2 separate regions of the Homo sapiens genome follow, and region 2 is linked to region 1. The links are chromatin loops, found by intact Hi-C in ENCODE. Cell type or tissue: Caco-2. All regions are shown on one strand.

The links. A loop is a pair of places that touch in the nucleus more often than their neighbours do. Peaks named below come from ENCODE experiments on the same cell type or tissue, not always from the same donor. Only the 100,000 strongest peaks of a DNase experiment are listed, where the experiment ranks them.
Region 2: a loop joins it to region 1, with 4 times the contacts of the local background. A loop is called at or near these places in 2 of 110 quality-filtered maps.

Annotation. Positions count from the first base shown.
Region 1 is chr9:8,378,818-8,386,817 of GRCh38, reverse strand. All of the region lies in intron 37 of PTPRD (protein tyrosine phosphatase receptor type D), which reads left to right. Among named protein-coding and RNA genes, the nearest start is that of PTPRD-AS1, 480 kb to the left of the region's middle. In Caco-2, no CTCF peak of the experiment used is centred here; DNase peaks (open chromatin) are centred at 3,837, 4,357 and 4,817.
Region 2 is chr9:8,460,403-8,468,402 of GRCh38, reverse strand. It overlaps PTPRD (protein tyrosine phosphatase receptor type D), which reads left to right. Exons shown (of 46, transcript NM_002839.4): 32 at 2,728-2,937; 33 at 7,832-7,992. Among named protein-coding and RNA genes, the nearest start is that of PTPRD-AS1, 390 kb to the left of the region's middle. In Caco-2, no CTCF peak of the experiment used is centred here; no DNase peak of the experiment used is centred here.

The DNA.
Region 1 (8,000 bases):
CTTTTACCTAAAGTAGCGGGAAGAAAGGAGAAGGCATTCCTGGATTCCCAAACAAGAGCTGGAATTGGCTTTCACTATAAAAACAATGTTATAACTAGGGGTGAGTTGTTAGTGAAATCTATAGCTCCAGACTTCAGGAACGTGGTGGGTTCTGTGGGCTGACCTTGGGACTCAGTGAATTTTCAATTCCCAGCAGCCAACTTCAAAGCAGACATTGGAACTAGCCTGGCCCTATGAAGGGAAGTGGCACCAGTCTTCCTCATAAAGGGAGGTAGTCCAGGTAACGTAAACAAATTACCTCTCCAAGAGCTGAAGCTTGAAATGTCATTATTTAGATTAAGGCTCAGGTTCTTAAAATAATATTCATTCCTATGGTACATGAAGAAAATATGTGTGCGTCTTGTAAATGCTGCTGTGAATTAGAAGTATGCTAGACTGCCACTGACCATAGATTTGCAGCAGGGAAGAGGGGAGAAAAGGAAAGAGAAGAGAAGATAGCTTGATATTACGCAGGACTGCATGGGGATACCACCATGAGAGAGGACAGCTATGGGACAGTTCCAAGTAGGGCACTTTGCAGTCAGATGTCTGAGTTCAAATACCAACTCTAGCCTCTACTAGCTGTGTGACAATGAGCAAGTTTACTTGACTCCTCAAATTCTCATTTTTCCTTTTTTGGATTATGCGGAAGGGTTATTGTGGGTATTGACTGAGATAAAGGATGTGGCAAGGTGGCTCAGTGAGTCTCAAATGGTATTGTTTGGTAAAGAAGTTGGGGGCTTTACAGTGACAACTTCAGTTTCCCCAAAAGATAGCCTCCAAATAATTCACTCTGTGTTCCCAAATGAAAAGAGTTTATTTCTCTATGGTTGACGATGAATCCTGACCAACCTCTCCATGTCCCTGAACATGGTTAATTATGCCCACGTTTCCCAGTGTGGCACACCCATGCATTTTATTCAAGAGGAGAGAGGAGCTCAGACCATGGGATTCTTTCCTACTTGCTCTCCCCCAGGACAGGATCTCCAGAATAGAGATCAGCCGGGGAACAGACCAAAATAGAACATTCCGGCTGCTACATTGACTATAATACAACATGAAAATCATAAGTGATATAGACATGGGTTACATGTAGTGATAAGTGCCACTGAAGATACGTTTCCTTATTGTTCAGTTTTACATCCCCTCTCCCCTTTTTTGGTTATTTTATGGTGCTACGAAATTGTCCTGCCTTAGAGCCCATCTCTCTTTTCAAGCGTTCTGTTTTGCCACAGCCTGGTTCACTCGTTTTTGTTTTTCTTTTAGAGACAGAGTCTTACTCTGTTGTCCAGGCTGCAGTGCAGTGGTGTGGTCATAGTTCACTGTAATCTAACATTTCTGGGCTCAAGCAATCCTGCCTGAACAGCAGGGACTACAGGTGCACAGCACCCACCCCCAGCTAATTTTTAGATTTTGTAGAGACAGAGTCTCACTTTTTTGCCCAGGCTGGTCTCAAACTCCTGGCCTGAAGCAGTCCTTCCACCTTGGCCCCCCAAAGTGTTTGGACTGCAGGCTTGAGCCAGCCCGTGCCTGGCTGGCTCACTCTTAAGCTGTCGCTCAGGTCTGAGGTTTATCAACAGCGCTTGTATTAATACCTTTGGTGAGTTAGAACAGCTCACTGAGACAAAAGGCTTCTGGATTCCTTAGCAGGTATTAGAAGTTTCACTAGCATCTGTTTTGAGAACTGATCATTCTTAGTGTTTGCATGGCTAAAGAAACCCTTATAAGTGTGAACTATGACTTAGGACTTAAGTTGATTATTTGAAAACATGAGTTCTTTGATTTTCAAATGCTATTACTTCCCTTCAAATGTGGCCTTTAAAGAATTCCAATCTTAACTGAGAAGACTCTTTGCCTGGTGTATACATTCAGCTATCAACCCTGAAGGAAAAGTATAAGTTGAATATTTCATATGAGTTTCATTAGGGTATATAAAGAAATACAAAGACAACGGGCCAGGTGCGGTGGCTCACGCCTGTAATCTCAGCGTTTTGAGAGGCCAAGGCGGGCAGATCACCTGAGGTCAGGAGTTCGAGACCAGCGTGACCAACAAGGAAAAACCCCATCTCTACTAAAAATACAAAATTGGCCAGGTATAATGGCACACGCCTGTAATCCCAGCTACTCAGGAGGCGGAGGCAGGAGAATCGCTTGACCCGGGAGACAGAGGTTGTGGTGGGCCAAGATTGCACCATTGTACTCCAGCCTGGGCAACAAGAGTGAAACTCCATCTCAAAACAAAAACAAAAAAACAATGATAGAAGCTGGAGATTTTGAAGGGAAAGCATGAGTTCTGCTGAAACACACAGATCAGTTTAAAGCTGTTGTAGAATGTACTGTGTAATATGAAATACTGTTAGTGGTTTTTTTTCCCTAGTTTCCATCTTTATTGCCAAATCCTCTCAAGTTTTGCGTAGTTCATTGATTCTGTAGCAAGTCATTCTAGTTCCCTAGAATGTGGTTTCTAATTGTTTCCATGTTTCATAACATGCCAATAAGCACACGAATTGGTCTGGGCAACCACATGGAAGGAGGAAACTGTTTGGAAAAAATGAAGCATTTTGTAGGGAAAGTAAAATGTATACAGCTGGGATTTCCACTCCAAGGATATTATTTTTGATGACTGGGGCACATGATTGGCAGCCTTGCTTGCAGAATTGGCATCTCCGAGGTAGGATTCATCTGCTTTTTTAAGTAAGTGTATATTAAATTATTATTTAGTGTGTGAGTGTTCACCTTTTTCCCTTCATCTATCTTCTCTTGACTGTTTCTCTCCTACTCTGTCTCCCATCTTGAAATACAGAACACAGAGAGAATGCATCAACCTCATGCTTAGAAAATTCTTGAGTAACCCTGATTAGTATTAGCAGTTGAAAGGCTTAGTCAGGGTTAGAATATATCTGACTTTTACTTCACCTCACCAGCTTGCCTTCATTCCTTGCCCATAGTAGAGACTCAATGTTTATCTTGTCTTGCAAGCTTTATAGTGGGGGTTGATTCACTTAAAGAGCTGTTTGTAAATGTACTTAGCGTTATAAATGTTGGAGATGGGGAGTGAAATTTTGACACTTAACAAATCAGTCATGATTTTTATTGTAATCCAATGTGGGCTGTGCCAATTAGTAGTGAAAATATAGGGCTAGAAATGAAGAATCCTAATTCTTGGTTTCCAAGCTATCTTAAGTCCCATTTTCTGTTTCCAAATAGGGAATCATACAAACCAGATGATGCCATATATTAGTAAAGCAGATCAAATGTTTTGTGCATCGTGACTTGAGTTCTATCTTAGGCCAAAGAATGGGAAAATTCCTGCCCTACTAAATTTTGTGGTTTGTGCTAATGAATGCAGGTTAGATGCTGTCAGGGCCAAAGAGACTGGGCTGGTGTTAACTTCACTTTGTTAACAGTTTAGGGAACTTGACATTTGGCTGGTGGAACACTTCTGACCTAATGACCACTCACTCCTCCTCCTATGTCTTCCCCAGTCCTTGAATGTCACCTTAGTAAACTTACCCTAGCACAAAGTGAAGGTGAGGTGGAGACATTCACATTTTGTTCTATGGCTAAAAGGGCAATTCTGAGCATGAAGCAGTAGAAAAAGAGATTGTGCTCAAACATTTTCTTCTTTTCCTATAAAACAAAGCTTGAGATTCTTTTCAGATTGTGAGATCCTTTTGGGTTAAAATTTGACAGAATCCCATTGAAGATTATAAATGGCAGTGCTATTGTTTTCATTGCTGTTATCAGTTTTGGAAAGTCCAGCCTTGGCCAGTGGCAGACTAATTCTTGGCCCTTCTGGTTTGTCAAGGTTCGGTAAGTTTAATGGAGAGCAAATGCTTTCCAAATGCCAGGTTTGTGTCCTTTTCCAAATGGAACTGGAAGCGCCAAAGGCCGTGAACATTTAATTTCTCAAACTGCAGCCTAAAGTGCTGCCTATCTAGGGCAACAGAAACTGCTTTTTTCCTTAAGCAACTTTAGGACCAGCAGCACAAACATTGCCTTTGGAGTCTGCATGATGTATGGGATTGTTTTTGAAAGTGGTGGATACTTAATGTAAATAGGACGCTGGCAACAAAAAGAATGATGCTCATGTTGGCAATCTAAAGGATGTTGGGGTCCTTATCTAGAAAGTTCTACACTTTTGGTTTTCTCTTGTCAGCAGACACAGCGTCAGATAAAAGAGAAAGAATCCCACCAATTTCTTGCTGTTTGTTAGCTTTCTGGATTATCTACCTTCTTTCCCCACCCCACCTGCTCTACTTAGAAAGGCAGCTGACAGATTCTGGCTCAAAGCATTCCTCTTAAAGCCAGTTAGAGTCCTGATGACCTGAGTAAAGAGCTGGAATGGGAGGAGGAGATGCAACTTTGCTCCTGATGACTTTGTACAAAGCCTCTCTCATTCTCTGCATTCATGTCTGTGGTTCTCCTGTGCTGGATTAGGTCTCATTTCTAAAGTTTTCAGAAGTATGTGTTAATCTCTGTTTACTAGTGTTTAGGGTCCAATGTTTGGTTTTTCTCTGTTCTTTATCAGCAGAATGTCTGGAAAGGCTGATGTTCAACTGGTAAATACCCAACATAGTTGTACTGGTTGTTAAAATATTGAACTGCATTGATGCTGGCTGGTACCTATAAATTATATTTTTATTGAAACATTGAGTCATCTAATGATACTGTTTGGAAGAGGTGACACTGGAGTCAAAGGCAACTGCTGGGCAGACCAAGGCAGAAGCAGAGGTGGCTGTAGGGCTATGTGGGGCACCCAGGTGATCCTCAGGAGTGATTAGGTCTGAGGTGGATACTCTGAGGACCCACCTCATGTGGGAAGAGCTGATATCAAAGTGCTACTTGGCCACGAGAAAGAGGCACCTCACACAGTTCTGCTCTGGTTAGGACAAAGTGCCAGAAACTTGAGACTTAATGACTTTCAGTTTAATGGGGGAAGTCATTGGAAAAGTTTACGGCAGCTCCCTATGTCAACTTCTGGCAGACACATCAAACAAAAGGGAATAACTTTTTTAAAGTTAATAAGCAGTTTAGAAAGTGTGCGAATGGTTCAATGAACTGGTAGGCAATTTTATGACATGTAATTTGGTTTATTTTGAGAATAATATTTTTCAACTTTATGGCTGTATATATGAAAAGCTGCACTGGTGGTCAAATGCTTTAATATCACTCTCATTTCAAATATTGTAGTGCCTCTTTGTCCTCCACTAAATAGTGATTAGTAAAGATATAATAAAATGGGGGAATACACAAACCAGACTGACTGCCAGTTGGGAATAGATATAGCCAAATATTGATTGAGTGCAGAGAACTACACTGTTGTTAAAAGAGAATCACTGAGATGCTCTCTGTCCTTATCGTGGAAAATCAAGTATTCAATCTGGTCTTAAAAATTTCCAGAATAGTTACTATAACCTGTAGAAATAAATAGTTCAGCATTTATTTTTTCTGCCCACTAAAATTAATGAAATTTATCTAAAACTTTCCTTTATTATAGTCTCCCTCATTAAATGGGTATTGACAAAAGGGTACCAACATTTCCTTACTCCCAAAAATAACTGTGACTTGTGTTATCTAATGTTAGCCTGTTTGTCCATTCCTTACAGGATACTAATGCTTGAACAACCACTCTGCCCAAACTTACTAGGTACGAATTTAGAGTCACTTTTAGCAATAGTTATGGTATCCCACGTATCATTTATTGCCTCTTCTAAGTCCTTCTTTGGCTAAATAATCTCGTGGCAAATACGTTTTGGATTAGCAATGCTAGAACCCTTTCAAGGTATCAGTTTGTTACAGTTGGAATTCTGATGCCTTGCCATGTTGCCATGCTCAGTAAGTCTTTATTAAATTGAGATGAGGAGGTTTTGTTTTCAGAAAGTGGTAGACAATTTAAAAATAAGCCAATCTAGTTAATTGATTATAAAGTTGGCTACCGCTCATTAAGTGCCTACAATATGCTGAGCACTCCCAAGGTAAGCCATATGGGAGTAAAAATAGCCTAGAACGAGAGCCCTTCTCCCAAAGCATGTTCAGCAGACCTAATGGATCAGCTCCTACCAGATATTTGCAATGACAAGAGTTTTAAAAATAAATTTAAATATGTTTTATTATTCCATCAACTTGATTTTGATAGTTTGTCATGAAAAAGGTAAAATAAATTAATTCCATTGCATAAATTTAGCAATGGTCACCCTGTTCTTTCCGTAATTATAGAAAAATGAAAGCTCCACTTAAGGGTAATAACTTTGTGATAATGAAAAGAAATGCCTCCCGCAAATTTAGCCAAAAATCTGAACTGTCTCAGTTTAAGCTTCAAGTAAAGTTACTGGGTGATGTTTCTAAACCACAGCCTGAGTGACAAGTTCTGCTGTTCTTCTTTTCCACCTCTGAGTTGAACACATACTCTTTTCAGAAGACATTGGGGCCCACATAGATGAAGAGAATTGTTTGGAATCTCAGAACCACCTATTTGAAGAACAAGGAGGTTTAGAAACACCCCACTTAGTCAGTAAGGCTAATGGATTGAGGGCAGGGACTGGGTCTTATGTCACCTTGATGCCCCACAACTGCTAACACCTTGCTTTGCACCTAGAAAATCCTAAATCAGTATCTGCTGAAATTAATAACATGTTCTTTTTTTTCACATTTAGACTGATTTAGGTAATTTATAACAACAACCCCCCACACACAAAAATCCAGAATGTCATCAAACTGATAACCAATGATAGCTAGTGTTTGTTGAATGCCTGTTTGTGCCAGCCATTTGGGTTAAGTGTTTTAGGGGCATCACTTCAATCCCCACAATAGCTCTGTAATGCTGGAGACACTGTTCCCATTTCACAGATGAGGCGGCCAGACTTTGGTCCTGGAAACAGAGAAACAATTTTCCAGGCATCCAGGGAGACTCTGCCTGACCTTCCATGAATCAGTCCTAGAGGCCGCTTGTATCCATTCTAAATCAAATAGAAAAAGGCAAAAAACCGTATTCGTATTCAGTAGCTCCTGCCTTCTAGTTCTTATGTACTCAAAGGGAGCTGCCTTCATTTCTCATCTCACAATCAGCTTTATGTGTGAAGCCTAACAAATAGTAACTCTCTCTAGAAATACCTTATGATATTTTCTCTTAAGAAGACCGAGTAGGGGAAGGAAAGTTGTCAAAGGAAAACATTTTAAGAGAGGAAAATGGAGATAGTTCATTTATACTGGCTAATGAGGAAAGAAAAAATATCTCTATTGTTCTCCTTTTTCTTTCTCACTACATTTCATACTTGCTCCCTAATGCTGAAATCAGAAATCATATGTTTAGCATATGGCAAAAAAGGAGACTTAAAATAATATTTGTCAGTAACTCTAAGCCCTTAAATTCAGCCCTCCAAAATCAGATGAAGGTGTGCAGGCTACTCAGAGAATGAGATCGAGAAAGGAAGTACTGAGGTGCTTACCAGCAAAGGGAAAAATGTATTGCTGTCACTATTCAGATAAGCTCAGGAAAAGCTTCTAATCCCACTGCTGAGGCCATGTGTGTGCATTTCCACATACGTTAGGATATTTATTTTTCATAAGGTCCTTTTGAGAAATATTTCCTGAGAGAAAATGGTAATATTTAGACATATCCGCTTTAAAAAATTGCCTCTGATTTTTGCAGTTGAGTTTGAAATGTTTATTTTTCTTTTGGTAAATACTAAAAATGCATTGTTCAAAAGCAACTTTTTTCTTCTTTTAGCTAGAAATTTTCACAGCGTTTACTCCTTACAGTAATGCTTCCTGGTATTTTTTTTCTAAAGGGGTCAGAGTCTAAGCCAATAATAGTTGCAGTTTGAAACTTATTACTAGAAATGTAAGGATTAGTATAATTTTAGTTCTTCCTGCATCTTAGGAATGGAGAAGATTTGTAGATGGAGAGTCATTTTTCCAAAAGTTGTATGAAGGTTGCCTTCTCATTCTTTCCTTCATCT
Region 2 (8,000 bases), 82 kb before region 1:
TGATATTTAATTCAGAGCAGGTCATGTAATAGATCATGAGCTTTTCACTGCATTGTACTTCAAAGGCTTGTTGTAAAATAATGTGGTCATTTGTGGTTGTAACTGCAACATGCTGGCTGACTTTGGTGTCATCTGAGCCCATTTGAACCATTTAACGTGTAACACAGGAAGCATCCTGCAGAGATTAGAGCAACCTAAAGGGGCAGAGTGATGCTCCAGGTTTGACTTTAATGAATGACTGCATTGGGTCTAAGAATACCCAAAAGCTCAAATATTTTATTGTGAATTACTTCCTATAAGTCTTCTAAAGAAACCCTAGCAGAAAGTGCTTGTGGGAATGACAATGATATGGATGAATTGCGACTATTAACTACATCTGCAGTATGAATAAAACCAAGGTAGGGTTTGATCAGTGAAGTAGAAGAGGGGACACAGTCACATAAACAACTCATGATGAATGTTTTTGATTACCCAGCTTCAAAAACTGTTCAGCACCTCTGCAGTGCATTTTCCTTCTTGGTGTAATAGGCTACTGTCCTTAACTACATATCAACAATAAGCTGTGTAATGATGCTTCAATTATAATACTTCATTAAATATTTGGTATCGGATTTTTTTTAATTAGCATATGAAAAGAATCAAGAAAAAAGAAATAATACATTCATCTGCCTTGATGTAAGCAGATACATAAAAATTATATGTATAAATACACAGAGTTAGAACAATTTAGAGTATCAGAGCTTAAACATTATATTTCCTTATGATATTGTGTAATCATTAAGTAAATTACATTATAGTTGAAAAAATCTCTAACATGGAATTTCATTTTATTTCAGTAATTGAGTCTAATTATATATTGAGACTTTCTTCTATTGTGCCTCAGTTTCCTCATTTATAAAATGAGGATAATATTAGCCATCCTTATAGGGTTATTACGAGGAGTAAATTGGAGCTAATGCATGTTTAGGATCCCTAGAACAGTGTCTGGCACTCAGTAATTGCTTAATAAATGAAAACTATTATTGTTATAATTATCAGTATTATAAGTAAAGCTAAATTTGACAACAAGATTAAAAGATAGTGCTACCTTTCTGGCCTTGTGTTTTTACTGGCCAATTGGTGCATAATTGATCAGCATAACTGAATTTATTATGGGATGGTCCAATTTTGCTAAACAAGTGATGCCCAATCTACCGTGGTTTTCCTAAAACAGCTTACATTTCATGTAATTTTAATTGCATCAATAAACTTAAATTCACAGAAAATTTTAGCACGTTATAAATTAAATATTATTGAAAAATAATGTCGGCCAAAATTTTCCTGTAACTGAAAAACTGGTTTTTTACATTTTTAGGATACAATTTTGAACCAGCTGAACACATTTACTACTCCCAGTGTAGGAGGGACTGTAACGTACGATCAAATTCCTAATGGAAGAATTCAGTGTTTATCATATATACAGTCTGAAGCCATTTTATCACAGAAGCCTAGCCTTGATCATGCCAGGCTCTCATTCTACTAAGTAGAGATCACACTTTGGTTCTTACTAGATCATTTCTATTTACAAAAACAGGGCTAGTAAATAGTTTTGCTGCACTGTTTCCATAAGTATCTTAATTTTGTTTATCAAGGTGAAGACAAGGTTCATTCCTTTTTCCAGTTTGTCCTCAAATACATAGACTTTTCTATTAATACATAGATATTAAAATAAATAAAATAAAAATTCTTCCCAAGAAAATGGCGAAAAGACTGCTGCTTACATCAACAGGCATCCCAGACTAATACAGACCTTTCCCTTGTTAAACCCTGTGAAATACCAATTTTAATTGGAGAAGTCAAAGGTAACTTTGAAATCAGTGTTCATAACCACTGTTAGTATGATTTTCTCGTAATGAAGGAGTCAATGAAAAATAATAGGTTATCCAGAAATAAACTCTATCTCTTTTCTTTAGAAATACATGAAGCATCTGTATATACATGTGCATGTGTGTTTTCTTCAGGGCAGTACTAAAATTAATTTTCATCTACCTTGCCTATATTATCTGGCAATATATACACACTCCCAAGAGAGGTCAATTCTAGAAAAAGTTGACTCCATGATAAAGTGTAAGGAAGTGCACCCTAATTGCCTAACCAGGGAGCTAAGTCAAGTCAGAAATTGGTAAATGAGTAACAATGTCTATTTAATATGTGTATATTAAAAATTGTTTATTGGATTCTGCTTCTGCTGATTTGAGGGAATTTGTATCATATGAGTTATCTCATTACTCAAAACAATCTAAAGTGGCACTAACCTCTTCTAAAATGTGGCTATATTTAAAGATTTAGATGGCTTTGTCTGAGGTTAATACTTATTTAATAAATCTCCTGCAGGGCAAGGCTTTTATGAATCAAGCTGACTTTTTTCCTTAGACAAGTTATGATGCACTTTGAGAGAATTTCATTAGTGTAGGAAATGAAATGAGCTACAGCAAAGGACCTCATTGCCCTGTGTTTATAGCCTAGACCTTGTCAGAGCAGTCCAGTATCTTACCTCTACCTTAACAGGAAGAGAAGCATTTGAAATATTGAGAGAACTGAGATTTAGTGATGCTGATGTGCTATATGAAATGTGAACAAATTGCATTTGGGTTGTTCCCAGTTCTGAATTAATTTATCTCATTAAATTATCAATAAGCTGGGTTATTATTTACAGTTCTTTTTCTGTTTCCCACTTTTTTCCTTAAGCTGCTTAAGGAGATATCTAGGAAGCGCAGAAGCATCCGTTATGGGAGAGAAGTTGAATTAAAGCCATATATTGCCGCTCACTTTGATGTCCTTCCCACTGAGTTCACCCTGGGGGATGACAAGCATTATGGTGGATTTACAAACAAGCAACTCCAAAGTGGTCAAGAATATGTCTTCTTTGTGTTAGCAGTAATGGAACATGCAGAGTCTGTAAGTTAATTATGATGGCATCTGTTTCCTATGGTACGCTTATACATTTTCACTGGAATGTGGTTATTTGGGGATTTGTGGGTATATCCATCCTCATTATTTCTCATGAACTGTTATTAAGTGTAATAACAGGCTGCCTACTCTTTGAACATTGCTCAATATACTCCTTGAGACTGCATTACAAATGAGACTATGTCTCTGATGAAGGAAATTTAGGTGGCCCTCTAGTTTATGAAGTTCCAGATCGATAGGACATGGTTCTTGATACCTTCTGATGTAACACAAATATCATGGTGTTAGAACCATCATTGCTTACAATCTCCTTCCATCATCCTTTCAAAATGACTGTTGTCCAAAAAAGGAGACTGTTGCATAATACCTGGTTGACATTAGCCCCTGTGATTGCAATGGGAACTCACAAGCTTGGCCATTCAACATGGCATATTTCTGAAAATACTGACTTTGGGGGTGATTGTATTTATTCTCCTATATCTGCCAAGTGAGACCACAGTGCCTCTACCCGGATTCATGAGGAAGGTCTATCTAGAAAGAGGCAAATACAGCAGCCTCTTTAATTGTAGAAATTTATGAGTGACTGTATCAGTGAAAAGCCAAGAAAGTTAGAAAATAATTTAATAAAAGAGAGAATTCCTAAGGTATTCTAAATAATGAGTTTTCTTCTTTTATGTAATCCATCTTGCTTATATGTCATTTTATGCTTCAGTTACTTTGAATGTTTAAAAAAAAAAAGGGGAGAGATATTGTAGATAGGCAGGGGGTGAATTTTGAAGTGGCAGTACACATGAACATTTAATATACATATTATAAACTTCGTTTTCTAATCGGTGTCTAAATATGACAGGTGTGGCAACCCAGTTGAGCCAGTCATTTCCCATATAGAAGCAGCTCACAATGTATCAAAGATTTCTCCACATCAGGTGTTAGTGTGTACAGTGGGGCCTCTCTTCAAGTGACTGAAAGAATTCCCCCGTGGAAAATCAAAACACAAAGGCAGCCTCTCTGCCTGGTTTACCTTTGTGCTCAGAATGTCATTTGAAAACAAAGTAATGGCCTTCCTGGAATTTTAATGTTCAGATATGCTTTCTCTTTCTAGTTGAAGGTTTTAAGGCAGAACATCAAGGGAATGGAATGTTAAGAAATCATCTTTTTCTTTTATTCAAAAATGACTTTTAAATATTTGAGAGGAAATTTCTTTTAATAGCTCTAGGAACATTTCAAAAAGCATACTTAGAGCATTGAGGTAGATCAGAGAATCTAGCAAAGAAGAGAAATCTCATTCGATCCTGCAGACTGAACCACTGAACTACACACTGTGGTTTCTGATGTCTTCCGCTAGTGTTTTAAATGTGTCACAACTGATAAAGAGTCTGCCCCTTTCTTTAGTATGTCATCTGTTTATTAATTACAGAATCAAGAATTTTTTCCAAATTTGTTAATGAAGTTGCCCCTTTATTCTATCATCTTTCTCAGCATTGCTTTCAAATATCTATGATATTTATTTTCTTTATATATCATAAATATTTGCAGGCCTAGGAGAGACTTGTATCCAGCTAGAGTCATTTTGCAGTAATAAAGCCTTTGTGTAAGCCTCAAATTTCCATATCAGTTTATAACAATGTTCCAAGGGTAGACTGGTAATTTGCAAAGAGAAAATACTTCTCCGTCCCTCTCAAAGACACAAGCTATCCCCTAATCCTTTGTCTCATATTAAGAATGTCAGATAACTGGTTTGGAATTATCCAAAATTTAATCTCTTATTGCCACGCACAAGAAATTATATTTTTCATTAGGCTGGTATCATTTTATGATTTTGTTTTCTTTTCATTTTCATATGTCTCTGTTTCTTGAATGGGTTGGAAATCTATGTTCTTTGGGAAAACCTGTGCTTAGACTTCCATCTCAATGGACCGTGATTATTATCTTAAAGGTTCTTGGTAAAGAATTTCAAATGAGACAGTATTGCCTAGTTCTGTCTATGAAACTGTTTTAACATCACCTACAAAATGGAGTGGGTAAAGCATAAACCAAAACAATTATATAAAAAATCATGTTTCTTAGATATATAGTTCTTTGCCAAGTCCTTTGTGTCAATCCTCATACCATACACATCTTTTTTTTTTTTTTTTTTTTTTTTTTGGCTGCCTCTGAGAAGCTTGGACATATATACTGAGTTTTTATCTTCTTGTAATGCGTTAGAAAATCTGCAAATCTAGTCAGTCTCTTTCCTGGGCACAATGACGAAAATGAGAGAGAAGAGTAGTATACAAGCATTCAGTGGAACATCTGTTCTCCTGCTTGATGGCCAAGCTCATTGTACTTAAATTCAGAATAGATGCCATAAACTAAATTTTTTAAAGATGCAGGTTAAAACATTTAAATATATGTACCAATCATGAAAAGTGAGCATATATACTGATGTCTTGACAATTTCAGCCATTTGAAAAGATGAACATTTTTTGTCTTATTCAGCCAAGATTTGCTGAGAACCCACTAAGTACAAGGTTCATTGCTAGCTGCTTTAAGCATATAAACACAAATAATATATAAATCCCTACCTTCTAGGAGTCTGTAGTTTCGCCAAAGAAAATGAAGTATATATACAAATAAAAAGCCAAAATACAGTTTGGTGAGTACCATTTAAAAAAACAAGGACTAAATAAAAATTTAGCTGTGTTATTTTTATCTTTTTTGGTTTTTTTAGTAGAGGGGAATGACCGATCACTGCCAGTCAATTAAAAAGAGGTGGTTTCATTGGAGGCAGTATTCAAGTGGGGGCCTGGAGAGTTGTTCAATTTCAGGAGCTAAATGTTGTGGAACTTGTGAGGGAGTTGAGGAACAAGAATAGAGCCTTTAGGGAGTAGTAGCAAGAAGCCCACTGTGATGGAATGTGTTGTGTGTCGTAAGCAAGTTTAAAGTAAAATTGTGGATGCCCTTGAGAACCATGCTAAGTTATCTACGTTTTATTTGGGAATCAAGAGAGAGCCTCTTGAAGGCTTTATAGTTGCAGTTTAGGATGATACCTCTAGCAGCAGTGGAGACTATGAGAGGAAGGAAGAAGCTCTTGGTATAGTTAGGAGCACATAAGTAAGGGCCTAAAGAAAAGTGGCACTCATGAGACTAGAAGAAGAGCAGATGGACCTGGGGGACACTGATTAGCTAATATCAGTGTTTCCATTCTATTCCTTTTTTCTGTAAGGTAAAATCAGTATCCATTCTTAGATACTGAGAGGATGAGAGAATTTGGGAAGTGAGGAGGAAGGGAAGAAGGATCTGGGAAAAATTAAGAAACTCATACTAATTTGAACATATATGTAGGGGTCTCTAGAAATGATTGGAAATGAAGATCTGGGATTTCATAGAGTATCTGAGTTTAGGAACATTAATGAAGAGACAGATTCTGCATGGAGGTTGATAGTTAAAGCTTGGGCTGACCTTGCCAGATAAGAGAGGACAAGAGATGCTAGTAGAGAATAGAACTTAAGAATACGGGTTCAGGGCCAGCCACAGTGGCTCATACCTATAATCTCAGAACTTTGGGAGGCCAAGGCTGGAGGATTGTTTGAGACCAGGAGTTCGAGACCAGCCTGGGAAACATGGTGAGACCCCATCTCTATAAAAAAAATTTTTTTAAAAAAAGAATGTTTGTCTATAGGATGGAGTCAGAGATAATTAACTCAGCAGGGCATGAGCAGTTGGAAAGATGAGGATGGGACTGGTTTAATTCAAAATTGAGAGAGCCAGAGATAAAAGTTTTAAAGAAGGCAAATCTGGAAAAATTGTCTAGAAAGGTAAAGAGTAAATAAAGGCAATTAGATTTGGCAAATGAAAAAAAAAAAAATAGGACCAATGGTGGTTTGGAGTGAGAAGAGATGAGGAGTGAGTGGTAGAAGCAGGGCAGTTAGTGGATATGGATTAGTTTCTGTTGGATTGGAAAGTGGAAGATAGGGCCTTGAAGGGGGCAGGTAGAGCCAAGAAGATGTTTTCCTAATATAGGCTAAAATAGGACAGAACTAAATGGGATCGGATATCATAGAAATAAAAATCATCGATATTTAGTCCATTTCTTCTCCAAGTAACTGTATTCTTAAAAAGTATATTATCAGTTGTCTATTGAGAACAAACATACCAATCTCTGAGCAATAACTGTAATAAAACTAAGTGAGAACTGCTGAATTCTTTTAAGTTCTAAAAATTCTATATTTTATAAAGCCATATCATCAATTCTGTACATCTCGCATCTGTAATTTGAACTGTGGAATTCTCTTTTGAAATTGTAGACTTTATTTGTTCATGCTTTGGCCTCCATTTCCTAACTAATATGCAGTAGTATTAAGTAGTACCAAGCACTAAGAAGCACAGTAGTACTAATGACTACCGATATTCACATTTAATTAAATACTGACTTATTTTGCATTGTAAATATGTACTTTGGTCTCCTTAACTGTATGATAATGGCTTGAGGGCTAGAACTCTAGTTTTTCTCTTGATTTTCACACAGCACCTAACGCCTTGGCACAATGTAAATGTTCATTAAACATTTTGCAACTGGTTAATTACTGGTACTTTACGCTTCATAGGATCATTTAATACACCATATAGAAAGCCCAATAAAAAGTGTCTATGAAGTAATTTGTACTATCAAAATGATTTTATTATAAAATAGTTCACTCTATAAGGAAATTTGTATTACAAAACATCTTCCATCCTTTCTTTTCTTTATTCTCCTCTCCCCTCCCCTCTGTTTTGCTAATATTGCATCACACACTTATCATTAAATCCACTATTTCCTGGATTTTTTGCTTCTTCTAATGTTAAAGGTACTTATCTAGAAAGTCATTATTTTATAACTGAAATAGACTCTGCTTTTCCTCAGAAGATGTATGCAACCAGCCCTTACTCCGACCCCGTGGTGTCAATGGATCTGGATCCGCAGCCAATCACGGATGAAGAAGAAGGCTTGATCTGGGTTGTAGGTCCTGTCCTTGCAGTGGTCTTTATCATCTGCATTGTCATTGCTATTCTTCTTTATAAAAGGTAGGTTT